Regions from separate parts of the Mus musculus genome. Here region 2 is linked to region 1. Evidence: chromatin contacts called from ENCODE Hi-C data. All regions are on one chromosome and are shown on one strand. Each heading gives the region's core, a stretch centred on a gene start or an enhancer-like site at or near the end of the contact. The rest is flanking DNA. Distances are from core to core; before and after follow the strand shown.

Region 1 (5,784 bases), core at 2,311-4,810:
GTCTCTCGACTGAGGTAAGTGAAACCTTATCTGTGTGAGCATGCCAGGGCACCTTTGCTGTATTTGCAGTTTAATAGAGTAGAGGTGACAGCCAAATGCTAGGCACTTGTTGGCTCTTGAGCAACTTCTCTGAGTCACTGGCCTTTTCTTCTTCAGAAGGCCCGAGTCCTCCATGTGCGTGATCCCACTGAGGCTTAGCCTGTGATGGGACACAGCTACCTGGCAAACCAAGGAAGCTTCTAGCAGAATCTATGACTAGTTGTAGTACAGATGCCTAGTAAAGTAAAACGGCTGAACACTGACACTGGCGAGCCAGAAACACATATGTTTCAATTAGGGAAGTCGTATGCAACCAGATCCTTAGATAACAATCTGCTTCCTAATCCATGCTAGATGAAAATGCTTTTCTATGTTGATTCTTTCATAGGGTTTTTATTGTTTTTTGGTTTGGATACAGAGCTCATGGAGCTCAGGCTGGCTTCAAACTCACTGTATAGCTGAGGCCAGCCTTGCACTCTTGCCTCCTGTGATAGTTTGAATAGGTATGTTTCGTTCCCCGTAGAGTCATGTGTTTGAATGCTTGGTTCATGGGGAGTAGCACTACTAGGAGGTGTGGCCTTGGTGGAGTAAGTGTATCCTGTGAGAATGGGCTTTGAGGTCTCTTATGCTCAAGTATGGAATGCAGTCTCCTTCTGCTGCCTGTGGATCAAGATGTAGAACTCTCAGCTACCTCTCTAGCACCATGTCTGCCTGGATGCTGCCATGTTTCCTACCATGATGATCAATGACTAAACCTCTGAAATTGTAAGCCAGTCCCAGTTAAAATTTTCCTTTATAAGAGTTGCCTCAGGCACGGTGTCTCTTGACAGTAATAGAAACCCTAACTAAGGTACCTCCACTTCCCAAATACTGGGGTTACAGACTTGCACCATCATGCTAGTTTTTCCTGTTGTTGTGTGGTTCATTTGATTGTATGCTTGTTGAGATCAGAATTCAACACTTGATATCATTTCTCCATTCCTTGGATGTACTGTATTTATTGTGTTTATTGTATTTGTTTGTTTGTTTGTTTGTTTTTGAGATAGGGCCTCCTGGCTTGGAGCTCACCAAGTAAGCTAACTAAATTGGCTGGGTAGTAAGCCTCAGAAATCTTCCTGTTTCTGCCTCCCCAGTGCTTAGGTTATGAGTGTTAGGTCCAAAGTGGCACCCCAAAATGGCAGTGTTGATGACTGTCCTACAGAAGGACTTCGGCAAGGTAAGCAGTAGGATTGTTACCAGGTCAACAAGCTTAAAGGCAGGTTTCTGTTTACTAGAAAATCAGATCTAATGAAGGTCCCGTTTGCCAGGAACCACCTTTAATCTTTTCCCAAAGTCAACTACCTCAGGCAAAGGCTCCTAGTTCCCAATCAACCCAGGTAACCCAGATAAGACAGCTTGTTGTCACATAACACCTGCTTTTCTGCTGGTTTGTTTGGCTCTCTGCCCTGTGCCAAGACACCTTGGTTAGTTTGCTTGCCAATAAACCCTTCATTCTACCCATGGCATGGTCCAGTTTATGCTGCACCCTTATCTATAGCGAGTGTGCTGCCACGCCCAGAATTTTTGTGTAGGTTCTGGGTCTAGACTGAGGCCCAGAAGAATGAGCATGACTGAGCTCTCTTTTTAGCTCACTCACTATCGAAGAAGAGCCAGGGTCCTGCTTAGTGGAAGACCGTTTTCTTCTAGAGTGACATCCTTAGGAGAAATAATCTACTTTCTTGAACCTGCTGTGTTCTGAGATTCTTTGTTGTTGCCCAAGAGAATGTGAACACCGTATCTTGAAGGATATAAATTGTTAGAACTTGCCAGAAGCCTGAGTGTAATTAGGATGTAATTACAGCACGTGACAGTAAATATGGAGGCTGGCTCAGAAGGAAGTTGTTGGAGTCTAAAGGAAAAGCAATGCTTAGTCCTGAAAATAGCATAATTATTTTCTCTCCTCAAAAAACAAATCTCAGAGGTTTGATATGGTAGCCACAGCTTTAATCCCAGGATTTAGGAGGCAGAGGCAGGTGGGTCTTTGAATTCCATGCCACGGCTACAGAGAGAGACTTTGTAATCAACAAACAAGCCAGGAAACAACTCAGCCAACACAGCTAGTTTGTTAAATAAGGTTAAACTTGTATGAAGGAAACTTTAAAGAAATTGAGATGCTTCTTTCTTTCAAAATGCTTGCATGAGTATAGTACAACCATTAGGATCATTGAAAACATTTAAACAGTGTACACAGAACCCTCAAAATGTTTAAAGTGGGGCCAGAGAGATGGCTCAGCAGGTAAAAGTGCCTGCCACCAAGCTTGGTGTTTTGAGTTGGATTTCTAGGACCACAAGGCAGGAAAGAAACTTTAGTAAGAGACCCACTACTCTGAATAATAAAACTCTAAACAATGCTTTTACTTTATTTTTTTAAACTCATTTCCCCTTGGTAGGTAAGTAGAAATGTGTGTGTGTGTGTGTGTGTATATATATATATATATATATATCTTACATACTAAATATTATGGACTGTGGTTCTGGGATACCTAACATTACACAAGCAGTTTCCCTTAACATTACAAATTCTTCCGTTACACAGTATTTAGTTACGAAGTTTTTCTTGCATGACCCTTGTTCTGTCAACCACAAAACAGAAAAAGCAAGTCACTGTGTGTCAAAGGGCAGTAAATTACAAGTACAATTTTTTTTAACACATTTTTTTTTAGTGACCAGGCCCTCTTCAAGCCTGGACGGGACATCTTGGATCTTGGGATGGTTTCAGGCAAGGCCTCGTAGAAAGAACCTGCTTGGCATAATGTCACAGCAAAAGCAAGCCACAAGTAAACTGTTGAGAACAAGTTGGCCCAGGAGACTTTTACATTATAAGACAAACACCTTAATCTGTTTAACGTTGTGTGTCTGGCAACATTCTATGCAGTACACTAATCCTAGTCCTTATATTACAGTCCCACATGAACACAAAGTGGTAACTAAACCCACGGAGAAGCTTAGCTTCAAAGCTTCAAATCCCTGTGGGCGCTAATCCTCAGTTCCTTCCTTCATGTGAGACTACCCGCCCATTTTGGCAGTGTGTAAATCAAAAATCTCATACAGGACCTCTGAAATCACTCATCTGGTCCTAGCCACCTAAAGATTAAGGCTAGAGATTCAGTTTAGGAATATTCTCTCATAATTTCTGAAGTCCGTCTGGTCCAACTTCACCATTAACTTCATTCACATAAAGCGTTTAACAATGTATTTGTGCCTACATTGTTTACTTTATGGGCTGTGAGATGCGCTGAAGAATGTATTTATACATTTATACACGTACACACACTATATGTTTATATTTCATGTTGAGTACTTGATCCTTTGTGGTGTTGAGAATTGTGCTTTGGTTTCACTTTGGATCGATGTGACTTATCAAGATGGTTCCGATAGAAATAGACAAATTTCCTAGCTGTCCATCTAGCCATCCTCTTATAGGTCTGCCTTTCTTCTAGCTCGCTGCCTTTTTATGCACACACATTGATTTCCCTTTTCTACTTTGTGGTTGAGTGAGTACATCGCACCCGGAACCCTGGCTGCGGAGGTGGAGAAACGGCAGCAACTCTGACCTCCCGCGGTGGCGCCCAGCCAGCATCAATTTTGGCCCGCGCGGCTTCACGTACTCTGGGAACTTTGTCCCTCAGAGACAGCCAGGCCTGGAGGTCTGCCCCGCGAGACGGACACGCCGCCCATGCTCTCCGCCTCTAGAAGGGCTCTCCAGCTCCTCTCTAGCGCCAACCCGGTACGGAGGATGGGCGACTCAGCTTCGAAAGTCATCTCCGCAGAGGAAGCCTTGCCGGGACGCACCGAGCCGATCCCTGTAACAGGTAAGGTGGCACGGCTGCTGAGCATGCGCGTGGAGCCTGCGCACAGCGCCCTCCCGGAAGAAGACGTGCGGGACCGCGGGTGGGTCCCAGGTCGGAGTCTACGCGTGCGCAAAGAAGCAGCGAATCCCCCCCTCCCCCCAGTTCTCCCGCCCCCCAGCCCGGGAAGGGCGGGAGCTCAGCTGGGCAGTCTCCTGCCTGCGTGCTTCTCTTTGTTTGAGTCTCGCTCTGAAAGACTTTAGCGTTGGGATCGACCCAGCCCGTTTGCTGGTCTGCAGCTCCGTATTTGGGGCTAGTGGAGTCTGGTGGGAGCCCAGCCTTAGTCTTCCTTTTCACCTAGGCCTCTAGGAGCGTCTAGCGGTGCCAGTTCATGGAAGCGCTGGAGGCAGACCTAACAACGCTGGGAACTTAGGTTTTGAAGTGTAATTTTCGGCCAGAGCTGGTTGCAAGAACCCTCCCCAGTTTGTAGTTATTTCAAGGGCATGCTGGGTTGTCTCCCCCGTTTGCAGAAACTCCACGTGCTATGGATGAAGCCTCTAAGAGGTGTCTGTGTGTGCTCCCTTAAGCCCCAGGCGCACGTGAGAAGATCAGCTGATTACCTGTGTGACTCAGTTTTCTCCTTGCACCACTTAGGACCTAGGAGTTGAAATCGGATTGTAGTTCTTGTTGACCTTTTACCTTGTCAGCCCTATTGTAATGTTTCTAACCCCCCACTCTTGGGAGTATTCGTTCCTGAAAGGTTCTCACTGTTCCCAGTACAGAATCCAAGTTCATGTGCTTTCCACTTGGAAAGGGACCTGAATATTTTAGAAAGAGTGGGGACAAAGAGAATGACTTATTTGGTAAGTTAGCAAAACCAGAAGAAGGTGGCCAGGTAAACTGTTTTTTTTTTTTTTTTTTTTCAGGCTCCATTTATCTTCAGGCAGAGAGGGTTGAGGAGAGGGGTTTAGGGCAGGAGCTGACAAATTATAGGCCTCTAGGTATCTTTCTAGTTTGGAGTTAGGCGTCATAAACCTGGAGGCCAGCGATCCGTTGACCTGACCCGTAATCACAAGGCTACTGGATACTTCTGTGGACAGTGGAAATATCTTATCTTGATCTCTTCAGACTTGAAAGGGGAGAGGAGAGGCTAGGAGATTTTGCTAAGCCATTAACCTTGTGCTACTCAGTTCAAACAAACATTCCTTGAGTGCAAAGTAGAAATACAGTTGAATACAACATGGAGTTTTTGACGCTGAGTTTCCTTTGAACCATAAATACAGTGAAAGCCACAGACACGTCCCAGGGGTTATCTGCAGCAGAGATGGAGGGAGACTTCTGATAGGTTACACAGCTGCACAGCCTCCAAACTTAATGATTTTTTAAAAGTCAAGTATAAGAGGAGCATGGGTGTCATGTCGCCCAGTCACATGGCAGGCTGGAGGGTCTCTGGTAGGGAGGGATCTAAAGTAACTGAGAGAAGGGAAGCTAGAGGAGTTGCTTAGGGTTGCCTTTGGTTCCAGCAACACTGTGCCTCACTACGTCTTATAAGTTTTGGTGACCATGATGAATATGAAAGTCTTTATATTTCCTAGTTGGGAAGTTGTATCCTTCTCTATTGCAGCCTCTGCTCTCCTCATGTCTCTATATGATCTATTGAGTCTTGTTGTTATCTGTACCCCGTTCTCTCAAGAGCCCTGTGGCCAGTGGAGCCCCCTCTTAGGTGACAAGGCCCATCTGTTTAGTATTGCTTTGCCTAGTCCCAGCCATGCACTGTCATCAGATGCCTTTGGAGCTAAACCCGCCATCTCAGCTTCAGACTTTCCCTCTTTGCATTCTCTAAGATGGCTGTACCCTTTTATCAGCTGCAGCCTGGTGGCAGATTTACATTCTGCAAGAAGGCAAGATTCAAACCTTC
Region 2 (5,784 bases), core at 1,558-4,057, 210 kb before region 1:
AGAAAATAGAAGCCGGGAGGAAGGAAGGTTAGTTGGTTAGCAGACAAGGATGTAGAGAATTTTTTAATTTTTTAAAAAAGCAACTTTACTATGTACACAGCCCAGACTCACCTCAGAGATCCTTCTGCCTCCACCAAGTTTTAAGATTACAGACATCGACAGAGAGACAGACGACACACAAACACATAGACACACACACACTTCCTTTCTTTATCTTGACAAATTAACCACTACAACTCTAGTTATCATTAAATTAGGAACTACCAATTAATATTCAATTAATTTTCCCAACCCCACAGACAGTTAAGCAGAAAAACTGAACCCCCTTAAGCACAACCAGCCACTGAGTCACACAAGAATCGAACCCTACCCTGAAGAGTTCTGGAAACCTTTGGACTTCCCTCAAAAGACACAAATGTCACTCAAACAACAGAGTCTATGATCAGAAATACAACCCAGTGACCCAGTCTCAGCCTGTCTCCATGTCAATCCTCAGGACACTTCCCGCACATACACACTGAGTCAGGAGCACTCAGGACTAGACCCAACTACTTGACAGCCACATGCTATCCCTTAAAACACTACATTCCCCAGAAGCAATGCTTAAATAGAATTCTTTTCAAACTCAGCAAAAAGGAGCTCAATTTTGTTACTCCCTTTTCATAGGAATTCAAGATGCCAACTCAGAAATAACAAGCTTTAAGATTCCTCTCTATTATATTGCATAATAACCTGTAGATGAAGAAATTATCTATGATGAGCACTAGAAACAGAAGACAGAGTAAGCAAAGAGACTACGGGGCAGCTGCCACTGGACAATGGGGCCAAACTGTAAACATTCATTTTAAAGTGAGTTCAGCCAGGAGTGGTTGGTGCACCCCTGCAATGCACTCAGGAGGCTGAGGGAGGAAGATGACTGCAAGTCCCAGGCCACCCTGGTCTACACAGAGACTGCCTCTAAATAAATGAAAAAAAAAAAAAAAATAGGACTGGGGAGATGCCTGGGTGGTTGGTTGAACTCAGATGGTTTAATGGATGAAAACCAAGTGAGGACCAGAGTTCAGATCCTTAGCACCTAAGTTTTAAAAAGAAAAGAAGGGTCAGGTGTTGTGGCGAATGCCTTTAATCCCAGCACCAAAGATCTGGGCAGAGGCAGGCATATTTCTATGAATCTGAGGCCAGCTTGGTCTACATAATGAGTTCCAGGGCTATGTACAGAGACCCAGTCTCAAAAATAGGAAAGAAAGAGAAAGGAAGGAATACAAGGAACAGCTAGAAATCATTCAACGAATATCTCAAAACTCTGAGCATTAGTAACAGCCACTGTCAGAATTACAAGCATAGCAAATTAAAGACAGTAGCTTCCTCCCAGTAAGAGAAAACAAGGAAGAGTCCGGCTCTAACTATCTGTGCCAAACCCTGCTGTGGTGGCTGGTTAGAGGCCTCCTTCAGCACTGACATTTCCAAGGGTTTTGCAAAAAGGAAATTTTAAGAATGTGCTGAACCCTTCCTTTCCGAATCATTCCCAGATATGTCGGATTTCATTTGGCTGTTTTCTTTTTTTCTTTAGTTTTTTTTTAATCGCAGTAATGATCACAATGAGGTGAAGTGATCTAAAATAAAGATGTCTGGATACTCAAAAAATGGGAGAACTGAAAACTTTCAGACTTCTAAGCTACTCACTCTGTTTTGTGAGAACCTGGATGTTAGGAGGCAATGAGCTGAGAGCTTAAAAAGTTCCGTCTTCAGGGGAAAAGCTTGCCTCATAGACTTCAGCAGGTTCAAGTAGGCAAACCAACGACAAGAAAACAGAGACACCAAGTTCCCAAGGAACAACCAACCAGAGAAATCTTTGTTAACTTTTACACCTACTTACCTCAATACATACACAAAAGGGCAAGGAGACAGAAAAACTATTTCCTACACACTAGACTTTAAACACAGTAAAACAAACTAGAAACCTTGGAAAATGACTCCTGCACTTAATAATGGCTCTAGCTAGTCAGTAGTCTAAATCAATTAGCAGCAATTCCATCTCCCGGGAGCGCGGCAGCAACCTCAATAACAAGACTTGTCTAGAAAGTGTTTTCAAACACATCACCTCATTTTAAGTACCCTGCCCAGTCACCCTCTGGTGAAGCTACAGAGGCAAAAAGCAGCTACTCCCCGGATTCAAGTTGGGCTTCAGTCTTTCCAACTTGGATAGATGATTTACGTGTCCTGGGTTTATCTACTTTCTCTACCCTCCCTACAGACTTCAGAGCATGTCTGAAAGATACAATTTCCCAAGAATCTTGGCACTGAGACTATTTATTGTTGAGATGATGACTATCACTTCAAGCAAAAGGAAAAAAAGGAAACCTCTCGACAGTCATAAACCAGAAAAGAACTAAGAAGGCATGCATGTCCTTCCTTTTCTGCAAACAGCCACAAGGTGCAGGTTCAAGGGAGAACGTGGAAAATCGAAAAGTAGGGCTGTCCGCCCTAAGAGCTGCGTACACAGGAGGACTGCGAGGCCGGAGCTGCCCCAGGCCTGGAGAGCTCGGTGACAGCTGGCGGGGCGGAGGGCTGAGGGCCCGACCGCGCCGTCGAGGGCGCACGCGCGCTGAAGGGAGCCCGCCGAGACCCCCGGGACGCCGAAGCTCTACCACCACAGGCACCTGTCGCCCCCGGCCCGGGACAAGCGCTCACCTCGTCGGTTCATTGGCCGGACCCGTACCGCCACTTTCACTTTGGAGTCTCCCATCGTGCTACCGCCGGGGTTCTCACTGCACCTCCGTCTACCTCGGCCACCGGACAAACTCTCCGAGGCCAACCCGGCGGGCGGGGGCTGTGGGGGAAAAGGGGGCGGGACCGACGAGGGGCGAGGACCGGTGCGTCCCGGGGCATGCTGGGATGTGTAGTTCCCACAAGTCAGGCCGAGGCGCTGGCGGGAAAATTCGCGCGCCGCTCTCTGGAACTTGTAGTCATCTGTCGCCGTTTTACAATTGTGCCGCTGTTCCTGTACCTCCCTCTCCTTTCTTTTCCTTCTCTTTCTTTACTTCTTCCTCTCTCTTCCTTCCTTCCTATCTGTTGCAGGATTTTCCCTGTCCATCCCGCAACACCTAACTTCTCTTTTGTGTGCGTGTGGAGAGTTTTCTGGACATTAAAATTAGCACTTTATGAATGGTAGGCAAGCGCTCTATCCTTGAGTTATATTCCCAGCCTTCCTTTTATTATTTTTTGAGATAATAAAAGTAGAGATAGTTTATTAAGAAAGAGAAAGCCAACTGGCCATGGTGTCACAGGCCTTTAACCCCAGCACTTGGGAAGCAAAAATAGGCTGATCGCTGTTGAGTTTGAGGCCAGTCTGGTCTATAGCATGAGATCCAGTATAGCCAGGAATATAAAGAGAAACCCTGTCTCAAAAAAAGAAAAAAGAAAAAGAAAGAAAGAAAAGGCACTTCTAAGAATAGGAATGGGCTAGTGAGCTGGGAAAATACATACACTGCCTTGTTGGTGCTGGGCCTTTCCCCTTCTGTGTAATGTACTTGTTATTTATTTATTTATTTATTGGATGTGTGTGTGTGTGTACACATGTGGGAGCATGTGTCAAAAGACAACTTTCAAGAGTCAGTTCTCTCCTTCTATCTACCCTGTGGGTCCTAGGGATGGAATTCAGTTATCTGGCTAGCAAGCCAGAACATTTACCCACTGAACCATCTCAATGGCCCTGTTTGGAGTTTTGTTATAGTTTTTCATTGGATGGGTGGGGTTTTTGGGGTTTGTTTTGTTTTGTTTTTTTACTTCTTTTTCTCTTCTTTTTTTATGTTTATGGATGTTTGCCTGAATGTATATCTGTATGCCTGTGCTGAATTCAGAAGAGGGCATCCGATCCCCTGGACCTAGAATTACAGAGAGTTGCGAGCCACCACATAGGGGCAGAGAATAGAGCCCAGTGAGCCAGCTCTCCAGCCCCTGTGCTTTGGGTTTTGATAGAGGTCCACATGAGTTGCTCAAATTAGCTTTTTACTTGCAATCTTCCTGTCTCACCCTCTCAAGTAGCTGGAATAACAGACCTGAGGCCTCTCTCGCCTGCCTCTGTATCTAGCCCTAGCTGGTCTGTAAACTCACTCAGTAGACAGACTGGTCTCCACTTCAGAGATCCATCTGCTTCTGCCTTCTAAGTGCTGGAGCTAAAGGTTTGCACCTCGCCTCACCTCGATTCTGCAGGACTCTTAAACTCTAGCAATCTGTATTGAGACTACGGTGTCCAAGAACTGACCCTTCATCTGAAAACCTCTTCCTCTCCTTTTTAAGACCTCTGGGTTTGATCCTTGATTTTGATGATTTTCTCTGACTGCCTTGTCCCCCTCTTGTTTCTTTACTGACTTATCCTTCAGGATAAATGGATGCATTCAACCTTGACCACAGCCTCTGCATCCTCTGAGTCATAACCTTGGGTTATGGAAACAAACTTAACTCAAATCCCACTCATTTGCCAACCTGTGGTCACGGTCAACTTATTTGGCCACTCAAATTTCATCTTTTTTAATGTGTAAAGTGGAGACCCTGTGTCACCCAACCTGCAGTGACATTTATCGTGTGAGTCAATGAAACCAAAGTGTAAATACTGTTTATCAGCCTCACAGAGACTGCTGGTTGGTGGTTTGTGCACCAAGTCTATCCTACAAACATGTTCTGTTTAGCCAACACAAAAGTCAGATTTGGGGTGCATTAATGACCCTTACTATATGTTAGTAACACTAAATCAAACAGGAATAGCACTGGACATACTATAATCCCAGCACTCAGCAAACCGAAGCAGGAAGATTGCCATAAATTGAGACGAGTCTAGGCTCCAAGCTCCTACCTCAGCCTCCCAACTACTGGGACTACAGATGTGAGCTTCAATGCCCAGCCCCACTCTAGCTTTTTAAACTGGGGCAGTGAGATAAGAAAAAAGAAGGTTAAGAAGTTTCAACAGGAAATTTTATTTACATGGAAATTCAGGACAAAGGCCCTGAGGAATTGTGGTTAGTCTCCCTTTGGACTCAAGGTCTCTTGATCCTCAGTGAAGATGCAGAAGATTCTTAAGGCCTGTAAGTCACCACCCAGCGACAGGTGAGAGAGGAAAGACAGCTAGCTGCAGGTTACAACCTGCAGCCTGGAGAGCCCCAGGGGCTCCACAGCCAGATAAACCGAAACTGGAGCTGTTCAAGTTAGCGTGCTGGGGGGCGGGGGGTGCAGTGGGTTGCCAAGAGGAGGGAAAGCCCTGGTTTCTGCCTAGTCACCTTGGAGGGGAATGGGAAGAGAAGAGAGAAAAAGCACTCTGTGCTTTTGTTTTGTAAATGGACAACCTTGGATGGGGTAGGTGTTCTGTAGAGGTTGAAAATAGATGTGAGATATTATCAGTTAACTGCGGCTAGGAGAGACTCATTTTACCCCCTGGATTTTGCAGATCTATCTAATCTGAGACTGACTTCTTGTTTTCTATTTGTTCCATTCATGTGGCAGTTTCTGATGCTGAGGGACTTTCCTTACTCCTTCTGTTTATTTCTTTCTTTTGAGGGGTTTGTTTGTTTTGCTTTTGAGACAGGGTCTCACTATGAAGCTCTGGCTGTCCTAGAACTCACTATGTCGACCAGGCTGACCTTATACTAACAGCAACCCATCTCCCAGCTGCTCCCAACTGCTAGGATTAAAGGGCTGCCTCACTATGCTCCCAGTCTGTTTCTTCATGGTCATCTTTGACCTGATGGTACTAACCGAATACCTACTTCATGCCAGCCGCTACCCTAAGCC

What was found. A loop is a pair of places that touch in the nucleus more often than their neighbours do.
Region 2: a map of heart shows a loop between it and region 1 (2.0-fold over the local background). The contact joins the promoter of Kif13b here to the promoter of Msra in region 1. A Hi-C loop is called at or near these places in 2 of 37 maps with a recorded cell type or tissue (T-helper 17 cell and heart).

Annotation. Positions count from the first base shown.
Region 1 is chr14:64,438,816-64,444,599 of GRCm38, reverse strand. Msra (methionine sulfoxide reductase A) reads left to right here and starts at 3,560. Exons shown (of 6, transcript NM_001253712.1): 1 at 3,560-3,890. The coding sequence starts at 3,755.
Region 2 is chr14:64,649,564-64,655,347 of GRCm38, reverse strand. It overlaps Kif13b (kinesin family member 13B), which reads right to left and starts at 2,807. Exons shown (of 40, transcript NM_001081177.2): 1 at 2,692-2,807. The coding sequence starts at 2,746.